Linked DNA regions of Homo sapiens: region 2 is linked to region 1. The links are chromatin loops, found by intact Hi-C in ENCODE. Cell type or tissue: endothelial cell of umbilical vein. All regions are shown on one strand.

What was found. Peaks named below come from ENCODE experiments on the same cell type or tissue, not always from the same donor. Only the 100,000 strongest peaks of a DNase experiment are listed, where the experiment ranks them.
Region 2: a loop joins it to region 1, with 10 times the contacts of the local background. A loop is called at or near these places in 67 of 110 quality-filtered maps.

The regions. Positions count from the first base shown.
Region 1 is chr4:54,968,141-54,976,140 of GRCh38, reverse strand. It overlaps the pseudogene RPL38P3. Among named protein-coding and RNA genes, the nearest start is that of LINC02358, 130 kb to the right of the region's middle. In endothelial cell of umbilical vein, CTCF peaks have their summits at 4,369 and 4,583; a DNase peak (open chromatin) is centred at 4,460.
Region 2 is chr4:55,317,192-55,325,191 of GRCh38, reverse strand. No RefSeq gene overlaps it. Among named protein-coding and RNA genes, the nearest start is that of SRD5A3, 25 kb to the left of the region's middle. In endothelial cell of umbilical vein, a CTCF peak has its summit at 3,316 (motif pointing right); DNase peaks (open chromatin) are centred at 1,631, 3,331 and 6,731; H3K27ac peaks cover 1,553 bases.

The sequences.
Region 1 (8,000 bases):
AACTGTATTAAAATATTAAAAATCCTTTAAAACAAGAAAGCAAGGATGATTCAACATCAGAAAATGAGCCAATGTAACTCACCACATGAATACACTAAAGGAGAAAAACTATAGGATGATCGTAATAGAACCAGAAAAAGCATTGGATAAAATTCAATAACTTCATGATTAAAAATTAAAACTCTTAGAAAATCAGGTCTGAAAGAGAATGTTCTAATTTATAAAGGTCATGTGACAAATACCTACAATAAACATTATATTTGCTGGAAAGATTGTAGAATTCCATCTAAGATAGAAAACCCCCAAACCAGTAACCTGAGGCTAAAATTGATGGATTTAATTACATCAAAATAAGCTTTTCTGTTTTCATGAAAATAGTCATGGATAAAAGTAACAGAGAACTGATGAGGAGTTTGGGAATTCCAGTAGAAATCTAGTAAAAGGAAAAAAACATGATTCATGAGAAAAAGAAACTAAAATGATAATTTTTAAATGATATCTAACTTATGACAAGATGCTCAGACTCGTTGGGGGTTTGTAAGAGATGAAAGTGTAAACAATAGCAACTTCAAATCTATCAGATTAGCACAACTTACAAAGCTGGAACTCCAGCCAAGTGTTGCAGGGAGATGGGGATGGGGGATGTAAAGATCCTCATGCAGTGCTGTTGGGGATGTGGACTGTTGGAGCCACACTGGAGAGCCTCTGGTCCTATTTGGTCAAATTAAGAATATGCATATCCTCTGACCCAGCAATCCAGATGGGGAATCCAGAAGATTGTTGTGGGTGGGATGTCTGGGTTCTCATCCCAGAGAAAGTCTCACACAGGTCTATAGTGGGGCATATATGAAGATGTTCATTGTTTTACAGGGAAGTGTCAGCAATCTGTGGTTTCTTACTGGGTGACTGGAGAAGCGCTTGTACTGGATGTGCACTAGGGAGTATTATTAAGCAGTTAAACAACAGACTTGATATATGTGCAGCAACATGAAGAGACTCCTGAGTGAAAAAGTGAGGAACAGAATGAAGTGAATGATGCCACACAATTTGTGTACATTGAAAGTACTTTCATACAAGACATCAATCTTTGTTATATAAGAAGTCTATAAATACATGCATACTGAGCCTTGCATGGATCAGTGAGAATAGTGAATGATGAGCTGAGGATTTTGATTTGAAATCTAACATTGAATTTACAAAGGAAGGGAGGGAAGAAGAAGGCAGGAAGAAATCCCATGGGGCCAGTTGGTGTCTGGTGAGGCTATCTTAAGGGTGGTCTCCAAAGAGGGTGGTCCATCATCTTGCTTTACAAGGATGGCCTCTAGGAATTGCTTTTTGAAGGAGTAATTGAAAGAGGGGAATTCAAGGTGGATCCATCCATGGAAAATTCCAACCAGAAGGGAAGTGTTAAGATCAGGTGGCCAGAGATAGATGGGCTAAATCTGGGAATCCTATTTAACTAGTCAGGTGTTAGAGAGAGACCCCTGCAGATTTGGAAATAGAGACCTGTAAAGCTGATCCATGGGGTTCTGTCAGAGGACGGTGAGGGATACAGGAAAGACATCTCTGAATCAAGTGTGCAGATGTTGTGAGGCAGAGAGGACGTTCCCTATTCACAGTGCTGGCAGCCCACACTGGCTCAAAGGGGCCAAATGTGCCTCAGTGTATTGGGGGTGGAGGGTTTATTGTAGAAACAGTAACTTAAAGTGAATATAAATGTAAAGTAAGGCACAGTGGTGTATAGTTATGAGAACTCAAGTTCTGATAAAAGAAATGATAAGATTGTACATGTTCTGAAACACTTCCCTAAAGGACCTGAAGACCTCAGCAAGTAAGGCTCCAGGTAATGCACTGAAACAATTCTCTGATATAAAAATACTTATAGCCAATCTCTGTTTGTTTTTATTTTTCTATAAACAAAATCATGCTTGGATATTTCTTTCTAATGTCCCTTCCTGTGTATGTATCTATAGCTATCAATTATGTTCCAGAAGAATAGGCTTTAAAAAATTTTCTTATCTTGGATCCCTATATTCTAGGCTAGAGGGCCCTGAAATAATTCATTTTAACTATTCATATTGCTGGTCTTTAAGGACCAGTAGGTGCTCAGCATGTCACCATGGAAACCAGTGCAAGTGCTGCCAGATTTTATCGATCTTTTCTATCTAAAACTGTCCTGCTGATGTGCCTGTTAAAGATGGGAGACCCAGACAGTGGCCAGGATGAATTCCAAATATAACCCAATGATCCCAAGAGTCCAGAAATGTCACATTGAAAAGCAACATAACCAGCTGGCTGGCTGTCCCTCAGGGATGCCTCTACAGGGATGCTTTGGAAAAAAGAGCCTCCATAGATCCCTTAAGCTGACTCTTCCTTCTCCTTGGCAGGGTGAGAAATAACTTCCCTTGTCCGCACCTAGACCTTACTGCTGTACCTTTTCAGAATAGGTAAGGGATATTCATTCTGCAACCTTTGGGGTTCCATCTTTACAGAGATGCCTTTTGTGGCACATTGTATGTAGACAGCCAGCCCAGGGCCTTGAACCAAGAGTCTTGGCAACTATCATAGTGAGATGTGGATATATATTTTTAAAGTAGCTTGATAGAAACAGACATTCACTTACTCAGTTTTTACAGGAAAGAAACACACTGTTCATCCAAGGTGGATTAAAAAAGATATAGTGCAAAATTCTACATACGTTGTAAAAAATTATCCCATGTGCAATTACAAGCTTAATATACCATCATCCTTAACATCACAATGGGCCTCAACCTGCTCACCACCCCAGACATTCCTGCCAGATGGCATGTTCTGTGAGGAGGACCAATGCCAGCCTTGCTAATGCTCATCACCCCTGGCCCAATGCAGCCCAGGACCAACAAAGGATTCAATGAATATTTAGACATCATCCCTCTTGCTACTCTGGACTGTAATTGGCTCTTGAATAAATGAGTGAATAACACCTTGCTGACTAGTTAGTTCTCTCTTAAATTAGTTGTTGATGCAGTAGTTCTCAGACTTTTGGATTTCTCAGACCAGTAACATTTCAAAACTATACATAATGATGGTACATTAGAGTTTGCAAAATAAGGACTAATAACAAAACAGAATGAAATAACACATAAACACCTCTATGATGACCACTTCCTAGGAGAAGCTTTTTCTTTCTTTTTTTAACTTTAGAAAACATCTTGTACCATAAAAAGGCAGAAAAGATCTAATTTTAGAATAAAAATAAGTTCTTTAAATCTATCAAATTTAGATTTCTAGGCTGGGCGCGGTGTCTCACATCTGTGATCCTAGCACTTTGGGAGGCCGAGGTGGGGGGATCACCTGAGGTCAGGAGTTCGAGACCAGTCTGGCCAACATGGTGAAACTCCATCTCTACTAAAAATACAAAAAAAAAAAAAAATTAGCTGGGCATGGTCGTGGGCGCCTGTAATCCCAGCTACTCGGGAGGCTGAGGCAGGAGAATCACTTGAACCCAGGAGGCGGAGATTGCAGTGAGCCTAGATTGCATCATTGTACTCCAGCCTGAGCAACAAGAGTGAAACTCCATCTTAAAAAAAAAAAAAATTAGCTTTCTGAAAGACTTTTTATGATGTCCTTATTTTCTGCTTTTCATCACAGACCAGTGAAAACTTTGTCATGGATCAGGACTGGTTCTTTGACCAGTGTTTGGAAACCAAATATCAATGAACTATTTGCCTAAAATATTTTTCAGGACTAAATCATTTTCTACTTTTGTATTCTCTGCCTAGTGTTGTATTAGTTGGTTTCTAGTTTCAACATTAAAAAAACTATTCATTCCTTTTAGATAAAAGAGATCTATATTCTTCCCCTCTGTAGGTTGATTATTGGCCTAAAATATTTTCTGTTGTTATTATTTCCTTCTTTTTTTTCTTCTCTGCCTTGTGCTATCTGATTTTTTCCTATTTTATGGAGAATGGTTTTACAAGGTAAGGTATCACTCTTCCGTTTGTCGTCTTTGAAACTTATTGCTACCATCTGATATCCTCCTAATTCCTTTTACTCAAGGAGCTTAACGTGCTTTGCATAGTATCCCTTAATCTTCTAATCTAACATTTTCTACTTGGTGGAGGAGGAGGCAGGCATGTAACAAGGCCCAGCTTTGGTGATTTGGGTGTAAAACATTTTCTATCAACTTCTTCTAAATTGCGAACTTCTCCAAGGAGACTATGAAGTTGAGTAATGGGTTCAGGTTGCTTGGGGGACACTTGAATACGGTTCTCTAACTCCTGGCTTCGGTATCCAGAGGCTATTGCTGCCTTTACAAAACTGCTTGGCTGACTAGGTCCTGGGAGAGTTTGTCCCTCTAGTGGTTCCATCTCATTTTTGCAAGGAATAATGTGCCTATCTACCAGAAAATATTTACTGTTAAAAAAAAATAAATGTATTGCTCATGGTAAGAAAAGAATACCATTAAAGGTGTTATTTATTCTTATAAAATCAATTTTGTGATAGGGGTATTCAGCATTTTGCTTTCTTTTTCCTGGAAAGGAGTGAACCCTCACTGTTTCTAAGACGTCAAAGATAGCAAACCGTGCTAAGAACACCACCTAGCGTTTAACTTTGAAGTGACTGCTTGCTGTACCAGGCGACACGATTAATTTTAAGCTTTCCTCATCTGCTAATAAGAGGAAATGGTCCACTGTGTTGATTGTTCATTTTGATTTTTGCTTTGAAATTGAATTTACCTGTGATCTTAGCTTTTGAGTACTAATATTACGTATGTTTTTATTTTCCAGATAAGCGCATGAGCACATGATTTGGTTTTGTTAGTTTAAAAGAGGATTGACTTTGAAGTTCAGGCTCGATGCTCCTGAAAATTGATGAATTAGGTCTCGGATTTCACCATGTCCAACAAGCCTTCCCTGACCTTTCTTCCAAACTGATTTTCTGCTGTATGGCAGTAGCCCCATCTTTCCGTTTTTTAAGACTATGCATAGACATCATCGCCCTTGCTACTCTGAACTATAATTGGCTCCTCACTGTTTCTCATGCAATTGGGAACACATTCCTCGTGGGTATGTACCAGGTTTCAAGACCTGTGGTGTATCCTGAACCTAGCACATGGAGCTGCTTGATCAATACAGTTGAATGAAATGAAGGAATGAATATAAGAAAAAGTTTTTCTAAATAAGATGATAGGGCAGGATTCATTTTTGTCTTTGTAGTTCTCAGCTTTCTCCTATGTTCAGTCAAGTATTCCATCTTGAAATAGCTGAATTTAATTAAACTAACAACTCCATGTAAGATCTTAGCAGGATAACAAAAATCATGGTTTGAGGGCAAAACCTTAAATTCAAAGGTGAATGAAGCTTTGATGATGGTTAGGATACATCTGCCTTTAAAAATTGGGTTACCTGCTCTGTCTGGTAAATTTGAGGCAGACATAACTGTTCTTCTTCTGTACCAACATCCCCAAACACCCTGACCTGTTAAAAAAAAAAAAAAAGTGAAGTTTCTCATTTGCAGCAGGGACTAGAGCACAGGAATGCAAGAGGAATAGAAATGGGAAGTCTGGAAAAGGCAAAATCTCCTTTGAAGAATGTCCAGATCTCCTTCCCAGACCCACTGCTGACCTGGGATAAGTTCCCAATCATTCCCTGAAATTAAAAAATGTAGTCTTCTTGTTCCTTAAAGAGAGATGCTCCTTCTCCAACCCTGAAGATGTGACACAGGACCAAAGTTATTTTCCTACCTGACGTAGAAGCCTGAGGCCTGGCAGAGCCTGCTTCTGTGCCTCTGAGAGTCCAGTTCCTCTGAATCTGACTCAGAAAGCAGCCTTATTTTAACTAGCCAGGCCAGCCTATCCTCTCACTTTCTCCCTACCTAATAGAACCCTGTCTGGGGAAGGAGTAGCCATATATCTATCTGATGTGTGAAAATAATGAAACAAAGAAAAATCCTCTAAATTTCCCAAACTCCTTTGCAGATAGAAGTAGCCAAGTTTTGGCTGGTGAAATAGAAGTGGAAGTTGTTGAGAGGAACTTCCTAGAGAAGCTCCTTAAAAAGGGGTTGACTCCCATGGCATACTGTTTTGTCCACTGCTCTTCTCATTCTTCTTGTCTGGAGCTTGAACAGGATGGCTAGAACTCTGGCAGCCATCTTGAGGCCACTAGACAACCTTTAAAGATGACTGAACAGAAATGTAAAAGGAGTCTAAGTCCCTGGTGAATTGTGAGCTACCATTCCCACCCTGGACCTCCCATGTCCACATTCTTCATTACCTGAGAAAAATAAGTTTCCTAATTTGTTTAAACCTATGTTTTGGGGGACCTCTTTTACTTGGAGCTTAACACAATTCTTAACTGATACAAAGGGCTTTAGTAAAAAACATACTTATATTTAAAATCTGCTTAGCTCTCATATTCAATCTGTTCCTATAGTCATTAGAAAAAAAGTGTTGTGCAAAAGCCAAAATTGACAAATGGATCTAATTAAACTAAAGAGCTTCTGCACAGCAAAAGAAACTACCACCAGAGTGAACAGGCAGCCTACAGAATGGGAGAAAATTTTTGCAATCTACTCATCTGACAAAGGGCTAATATCCAGAATCTACAATGAACTCAAACAAATTTACAAGAAAAAACAAACAACCCCATCAAAAAGTGGGCGAAGGATATGAACAGACACTTCTCAAAAGAAGACATTTATGCAGCCAAAAGACACATGAAAAAATGCTCATCATCACTGGCCATCAGAGAAATGCAAATCAAAACCACAATGAGATACCATCTCACACCAGTTAGAATGGCGATCATTAAGAAGTCAGGAAACAACAGGTGCTGGAGAGGATGTGGAGAAATAGGAACACTTTTACACTGTTGGTGGGACTGTAAACTAGTTCAACCATTGTGGAAGTCAGTGTGGCGATTCCTCAGGGATCTAGAACTAGAAATACCATTTGACCCAGCCATCCCATTACTGGGTATATACCCAAAGGACTATAAAACATGCTGCTATAAAGACACATGCACACGTATGTTTATTGCGGCCCTATTCACAATAGGAAAGACTTGGAACCAACCCAAATGTCCAACAACGATAGACTGGATTAAGAAAATGTGGCACATATACACCATGGAATACTATGCAGCCATAAAAAATGGTGAGTTCATATCCTTTGTAGGGACATGGATGAAATTGGAAATCATCATTCTCAGTAAACTATCGCAAGGACAAAAAACCAAACACTGCATGTTCTCACTCATAGGTGGGAACTGAACAATGAGAACACATGGACACAGGAAGGGGAACATCACACTCTGGGGACTGTTGTGGGGTGGGGGGAGGGGAGAGGGATAGCATTTGGAGATATACCTAATGTTAACTGAGGAGTTACTGTGTGCAGCACACCAACATGGCACATGTATACATATGTAACAAACCTGCACATTGTGCACATGTACCCTAAAAGTTAAAGTGTATATAAAAAAAGAAAACAGACAATAAAGAAAATTAATAAAAAAAAAAAAAGAGAAAAAGTGTTGTGGAGTTTGGAATAATTTTCCAGAGAACCGATGGGCCCATGATTTGGGGAAGATGAAGGGCTGATCTTTTTGAAAAAGGAGCCAACCACATGTAATGCCTATGCTGAGGAATGAATAATTCTTAGAGGGGCTAGTAGAGCAAATGGTTTAGCTGGGATTGGGTCAACCATTTGGAACAGTATTGAATCAGTTGTGGAGGGTGGAAGTTCTTTTCATCTCAGGATAATTAATCCCATGTGTAATGTTGGACAAAATTACCTGATCCTAATTAGCAAGAGTCATGTGGCCTTCAAAATATGATTTATGCTATAAAATTGAAAGAAATTACATACACAGTCCTCAATGGAAGATCATGTCTCACAATTTCTCTTGCAGGGAAAAGGTGGTTAGGAATATGAGATTTGGAAGAATATGAGATTAGGGTCATATTCACCTCGGTTCGAACCTGGCTCAGTTCATTATTTTGACACAATTATTTACATT
Region 2 (8,000 bases), 350 kb before region 1:
TTATGTTGCCCAGGCTAGTCTTGAACTCTTGAATGCAAGCGATCCTCCTGTCTTTGCCTCCCAAAGTGCTGTGGTTACAGGCGTGAGCCACCATGCCTGGCTTCCCATACTTTTTCTTCCTTCATCTTGGTAACCCCTTCAAGCATTGCCTGGTACACCCATTTATTCACTCATTCACTAAATATTTACTTAGTAACTACCATGGGCAAAGTGCCTAGTGAATACAACAAGGGCATGGGCTGTAGCCTCAAAGATCTGACATTTTGATTGAGGAACAGCAACACGAAGCATCTGAACAGTTAAACAATAGCCAATTCCTTGTGGTGTTGGATATTCCAAGACTCAGTTGTGAAAAACCTGCTTGGTTCCATCTACACTCCTTTGGTGATCTCATCCAGTCTCAGGATTGAAATAACACCAAGGACTCCATCCTCAACTTCTCCCTTGAATCCTGATCTTATGTATTCAATTAAAAAAAAGAATAAGTAAAAGCCATTTTAAATTTATCTCCAAAAGCAATCTCTGATCATTCTCCTCCTCCCCTCACCCAAATCTACTCATGTCTATTTTCCTGGGAACTGGTATCTCTATTCTTCAAATTGCTCAAAAAGCTTGACATTTCCTCTTGTCTTCTTATATACCACATCCAAACCATCTTCAAATCCTGCTAGTTTGACCTTCAAAATACATCTAGGATTTGATACCATCTCATTATCTTCACTACTACCATCCTGGTCCAAGTCATCATCTTCTCCTGCCTGGATTATTATAACAATCTTCTAACTCACCTCCCTCTTCTGCTGAGGCCCCTAAGATTTATTTCCAACACAGCAGTTAAGTGATTCCCTCCAAAGATGTTATTGATAGATCATGGACGTCTCTGCTAAACCCTCTAGTTAGTGGCTTTCTCTCTTACTTTAGAGGAAAATCCAAAGTCCTTACAGTGGCTGCAAGGGCCTGGCTGATCTGGGCCCTGCTACCTCTCTGGCTGTGTCCACTCCAGTCCTCCCTCTACGTTTTTCCTCAACCTGCTAGGTATGCTCTTGCCTTGGGGCCTCTGTCCTTCTGTTCTATTAGCAGCTCACCCCCATATATCTGCATGGCCTCCTCCCTTGCTTCTTTCAAGTCCCTACTCAAAATTCCCCTTAAGGAAGACCAATCCGAGTAAAACAGCTCCTCTGCCTCCTTGGCATTTCCCCCTTAGTGTTCTCCATGTCACTTACTACATACTGATATGCTGTGCATTTCATCATTTATGCACAGACTCCAGGAGGGAAAGACTATTTTATTCCCTGCTGTATTTCTAGTGACTGTGTCAGTGCCTGGCATATAAGTTCTCAATATATATTATTCAATGAATGAATTATTCAATATACATTCAAGACAGTGATAGAGGAAATGCTGTAAGGTATTGCCAAATTAATGATATATAAATTAATATTTGGGTTTGCTATTTATTATTATTATTACCATTATTACCATTTCAATAATTATATGTGACAGTAATCTGTTCATTATTATGTATAACAAGTAGGATTGATGTCCCATTATTTTATTTAGGTTAATGACAAAACATGACATGAGTAATGGATAAAACATGAGGAAATGGGACAATTGAAAGGAAGAGAGTGGGAGTTAAACTTTCCTTCCTATATGACTTACATCATAAAAAAATCATTTCATTAAGGTTCTTCCTATTCTACTTAGTATATTCAATTTCTATAACACAAAACTTCATTTCCTAAGTTAAATCTACATTTTCCATTTGGTATTCAAAAAAATGCTCTCTTGTGAGAGGAACATTTGATTCATATGCACAGCACACTGGGAATTGATTAGGCTTGATTAATCTGTCTTATAACAATCTTTACAAAGATGAGTGAAAATATTTTAACCACTTTTGCTCCTTGGAGTTACCTGCCAATATTATTTTAATTGGAACCTCACCTTTCTATGCAATGGATTTTATTTTCACAACCAAAGCTAACATCTATTTGAATTTTCTCTTAACAATGTGCTTAGTTACAAAGAGATTTTGGCATAAAATCACTACTAATTTTAGCTGTGGTTCCTACTTAAGTGTTTTCCTTAGTTTCTTTACATTGTTACTAGACAATGTAAAGAAGGGGATGTTTCCTGAGGTATAGACCCAATAAACAGAAACGAATGTTTTCATTCAACAAATAGTTATTCAAAATCTTGTATGTGCTAAATATATTGTGGGGAGCTGGACATTGGAAGAATGAATAAGACTTTCCCACAAGGAACTCAGTTACAAAACTATAATTCCTTCTTACTTAGCATAAAGGAATCAGTCTTCTTTAAATTGATTTTACTGACTCAGTGATTGGAATGTGCATTATTGATTCTGCACTCTGGCCTTTTTTCATGGCCGAAGTATGTTATTTGTAGTAATAGCTTAGACAGCAGAGGTTTTCTAAGTGTAGTCACTGACTTACACAAACACTGAATACCCTACAATTCTGTTACAAGGATCCCTAAGTACATCACATTTTCTTGTATATTTACAATAATGTGTTTTGTTTGCCAATGAAGCAGTAGTCTTACTTTATTTTTACTCTAAGCAATAGATGGGTCCTTAGGAGGATGTATTATAAAGTGGATATTTAGTAGTTTCAAGATCACCGGGGTTTTAGGGTCACCAGGTAGATAACCAAGAATGAGCCATGCCGCCAACACGGGTCTTAGTTTGCGCATTTGTAAAACAAGGGGATTGGATTACATCAGCAAGTTTCAAACTTAATATACATACTAGTTACCTGGGGATTTTGCTGAAATGCAAAACTGATTCAGAAGGCTGGGGATAAGGCCAGGGATTCTGCATTTCTAACAAGCTCCCAGGTAATAAATAACCATGCTGCTGGTCCCTGGCCCACATTCTGAGCAGTAAGGGTGAGATTAGTATTGTCCAATAGAAAGATAACGGAGCTACAGATTTAATTTTAAATTTCTAGCCGCCACATTAAAAAGATAAAAATAACTAGGTAAAATTAATAATAATTATAATAATAAATATTGTACTTAACATTATATAATCAAAAATAATTTTTCTGTCATCAAGATAAAAATTAGGAATGAGATGTTTTACATTCTTTTTTCCATCTTCAAAATCTGGTGTGTATTTTACACTCACGGTACATCTCAATTTGGACTATCCAAATTTCAAGTGCTCAGTCGCCACCTATGTGCTACTATTTATAGCCACACAGGGCCCTAATGACCATCTCTGCTACTCCTTTTAGTGCTAATCTTCTCCTAAGATTCAGGTCTATCTTACGTTTCAAATAGACTTCTGCCTCGAGGTGGCGCTAATGTTCTTTGTTTTGTCCCTGAAAACATGTTTTTGGATAGGGGAGAATTCTGCCATTCTTATATTATTTATTTATTTACTCATTTATTCCTTTCTTCCTTCATTTATTTAATAATTTTTGAGTCTAGAATCTACTGACGGTAAGTATATTATATTCTCTGTAAGCTTGTCTAATAACTAATGTCTAATAAAGTTATTATTAATTATGCCAAAGTAAATCATGGAAGGAATACTTAACGTCATTGTTATCCATTCTTGATAGGGAGCTGTATGAGATTGATTTCTGATTATATAATATTTTTAGATATAGGATGGTGACCAGGTATTTAATAGAGCCACAGTGGAAACAGTAAAATTGCTGACTAGTGTAGGTCAGATTTAAATACATTTGTGACATGATTGTTTATGAGAAGGAGGAAAACATTTCTCCATCTTCAATTTTATCTAACGCAGGATGACTGGTGCTTTGTATTGGTGGCTTGTGCGTTGAGTTTTCTGAAAGGGAAATGATGAATATAAAAAGTAACCTCAACATCAACTGTAATTTCGCCAATACACCAGGGATACTATACCTGAGAGATTACTTTTTTCTGGAAAAATGATTTTAATACTCACACTTAGTTTTAAGAAGGTATGCCCACTGTGCATTTTTCAAAAGCCTGATATTTCTTTTGCCTGAGTGTGCCTCTAATGATAACTAAAATATGTTAGGTTTTGTGAACAAGTGGGTTACATGAGTTAACTCACCTCCACAGTAAACCAGTGAGGTAGATACTTTTCTCATTCCCACATTTCGAATGAGAAAATGGGTGCTCTAGGTATTAAATAACTTGTCCTGGGCACATAACCATTAAGAGGTAGAATGTGAATTCATATTCAGTCTGTTTGATCCCAAGGTTTGTTCTCTTAACTACTACACTGCATTGAGGAAGCTCTCTTCCTCTATCTTAAGCTAAATTTAACAATCAGTCAACAAAACAGTCACCAAAACCACAATCTACAATATCCAAGTCTACATATCCATGATGGGGCGAGGGTTGTCTTTTATAATGATAACCCATAACATGCTTTAAACAAGGCCAGAGAGCCAAAAGCTCAGGTACCTTTTGTCATAGTTCTCATTTAACTAATGACTCCCTAAGCCAAGTCACCTAAACTCATTTTGTTTCGAGACGGAGTCTTGCTCTGTTACCCAGGCTGGAGTGCAGTGGCCCGATCTTGTCACACTGCAACCTCCGCCTCGCTGGTTCAAGGGATTCTCCTGCCTCAACCTCCTGAGTAGCTAGGATTACAGATGCATGCCACCACACCCAGCTAATTTTTTGTATTTTTGGTAGAGATGGGGTTTCACTCTGTTAGCCAGGATGGTCTTGATCTCCTGACTAAACTCATTTTCTAAGTGTATAAAACAGAATGAATAAGAAATCTCTTTCATGAATGTATAGATCGAATTCATCACCTGATTTCATGACAACTCACTTTACAAATATAAATTCCTCCCAGTAATCATTGTAAAAGCAAACTCACTATATTTTATCACACATAGATTTCCCAGCAGTTTTTTCATGTGCTCCCTTTTTGATGAATCCAAACAAAATGGTGTGTGTGTAAGTGTGTGTATGTGTGTGTGTGTATGAGATAGAGGTGAATTCACATCCTTTCTTTTCCACCTACTGGCTCTGTCATCTTGGGCAGCTTACTGATTCTCTCTTGGAATACCAGTTTCCTTAACTGAAAATCATGGTTGAGATATATTTTTTTTCCTGAGGATGTTTCATGAGAATGAAATGAGATGATATATGTGAAGTCTGTAGCACATAGTTAATCTTCAATAAATGTTAATTTTACAGAGCAATAATAATACAGAAATATCAGTAAGCTACTTGTATGCCTGCTTACTTGAGCTTTTAGAGGAATTTTATATCTAGTGACAAATGAAGGTGAAAAGTGAGACTATTCCCCAGGCAAAGAAAGTCTACTGCCTCCAACGCCCCCAAATTCTCAATTCCTTGATGAATTTAGGCCAAGTGAATCTAAATTATGCAGCAAACTACTTCAGTTCTTTGCTTTGGCAGTGAAAGCCACTTTTCTTAGTAATATCGTGGAAAGGGGCTTGTAAAGACATTGTGGTATTTGGTTCCCGATCTTATCCAAGTCACCTGGATGAAAATTTTTTGTCTTTCCTTCCCATATTTCAGACAGAGGATTTACATTACTTTAATATATTATTGATGCAGGAGATACTACGAAAACATGATTCTGGGCTGACTTTTCTAGGTCTTGATTTGGAAGCATAGCTTAAGGTTCACAGGCAGGAAAAAATATGTTGTTTTAAAAATGTCAACATTTCCTGATATAAAAGTGTTTCTTTTTTTTGGTTTCTTTTCTTCTTTTTATCTCTCCTCCTCCTCTTCATTCTCTCCCTCCTCCTTTTTCTTCTTAGTCTGTGTGTGACTCCATCTGAGAACATGCAAATTCTGAAACTTTTCACCAGGTTCTTGAAAACCAGCCCAAATGATTTTTCCTGATCAAATTTCCTCTTTTATTTTTGGCCAGGAACAAAGCCACCTAGGCCAAGAAATCACAGTTCACCTCACATGTAGGAAGAAGGAAAATCGATTTCAATAGATTCACAGGGAAAGCATGATCTCAGAATATTCCCTCAGGGCTCAGAAGGACCCCAAACCAATATAGAGTATAAAAATGCCCCTGTTTCTCATGTTCGTAAAAGGAGCAGAGAGCTGGAGATGGAGGGGCAACTTTATCAGGGAAAAAGGCAGACAAGGACCTGACATGAATGATATCTTAATGCAGCAGAGAAGGATGATTCAAGCCTAATGGTTTTGGATTATATAAAAGGTTGAGTTGAGAGAATTTTCCCATAAAGGAAGTTGGTATTTGCGGTCCTTTCTATAGAGTAACTATAAAGCAGACTGTTTCCTGTGTTAAACTGGTAGTGGGAGGGGGAATCAAGAAATGATTATGGAAGGAGAAAGAGAAGGAGGAGGAGGAGAAGGAGAAGGAGAGACAATTGCCCTTTACTCTCCTCACCTACTCTCCTGCCTGTCCCACACCCACTCCACCTGCACAGATTTGCTCATATCATTGAGGGACCAATGGTTAGGGTAAGGCACAGAGGTGCAGTGGAAGGAGTATAGGCTTTGTACTGAACGAAACTGAGTTTGAATCTCTGCTCAACTCCTAAGTGACCCTGGAAAACCCCTTAACTTTTCAGCCTTAATTTCCTCCTATGGAAATGCAAACATCATCTGCCTTGATAACCTTAAGTTGTGGTGAGAATCATATTAGGTAATGGAAAGGAAAGTGCTTTGTAAATGGTTGAGTGCTATAAATATAAAGTCTAATGATAATAATAACATACAGAATTAATTCATCTTGCATCGATGGATTTCTGCAGATCTGAGGTTTGGCTCACTGATGAAATCTTGTTTCCTTTTCTTTGTTAAATAACAGATGGGAGGACTTGGTCAGCCTCCATCAGACGGAATTAGTCATATTCCAATGTAGAAGAGCCAGCCAGCACCTTGCTCTCAGGGCCTCAGCTCTTACTCTCTACATATCTATATTGTGAAAAGTACACAGTGCAGTCCCCACCCAAGCCACACGCTAGACAACTTACCTAGGCTTTCTTATGAACTCTCTGCTTTACAGGAGAGAAAACTGAGAATCCAAAAATGAAGATACTCACTCAAGTTCACACAGCTATTAAGTTATAGGGCCAGGATTCTAAGATAAGGACCCTTTTTTCTCATGGGGAATATAGAGGTATGGTTTTCCCTGCCTTACCTTCCCCTTCTCCTTCCTCTTCCTCCTTGCCCTCTTCCCTCCTGCTCCCTCTCTTCCTCTTTCCCCCTGCTTCTCTTTCTCGTGATATGAAGCTTTCTTCACCAAAGAAGCAGGAGAAGTTTAAAAGGATTAAAACACAGGCGAGCCTGTGGAAAGCAGTTTGGCAATTTCTCAAAAAACTTAAAACAGAATTACTATTCGACCCAGCAATCCCATTATGGGGTGCATACCCAAAGGAATAGAAATCGTTCAACTGTAAAGACACATGCACATGTATGTTCATTGCAGTACTATTCACGATAGCAAAGACATGAAATCAATCTAATATCCATCAGTGGTAGGCTAGGTAAAGAAACTATGGCACATATACATCATGGAATACTATGCAGCCATAAAAAGAGCAAGATCATGACCTTGGCAGCAACATGGATGGAGCTGGAGGCCATTATCCTAAGCAAACTAACACAGGAACAGAAAACCAAATACCACATGTTCTCACTTATAAGTGGAAGCTAAACATTGAGTACACATGGAGACAGAGAAGAGAACAAGAGCCACTGGAGCTTACCTGAGAGTGAAGAGTGGGAGGAAGGAGAGGGTTGAAAAACTACCTGTTGGGTACCATGCTCATGACCTGGGTGATGAAATAATCTATATGCCAAACACCCACAAGACATAATTTACCTATATAACAAACTTGTACATATATCCTTGAAACTAAAATAAAAGTTAAGAACAGACAGGTGAGCAAAAGTTGAAACTCTTTGCTAAATATGGCTTTTCAAGTATCCTGAGGAGAGCACCAAAGAAGTGAACCTGTGAATACATGGAGTTTCTTGGTGAGCATATCCCACATGGGTTT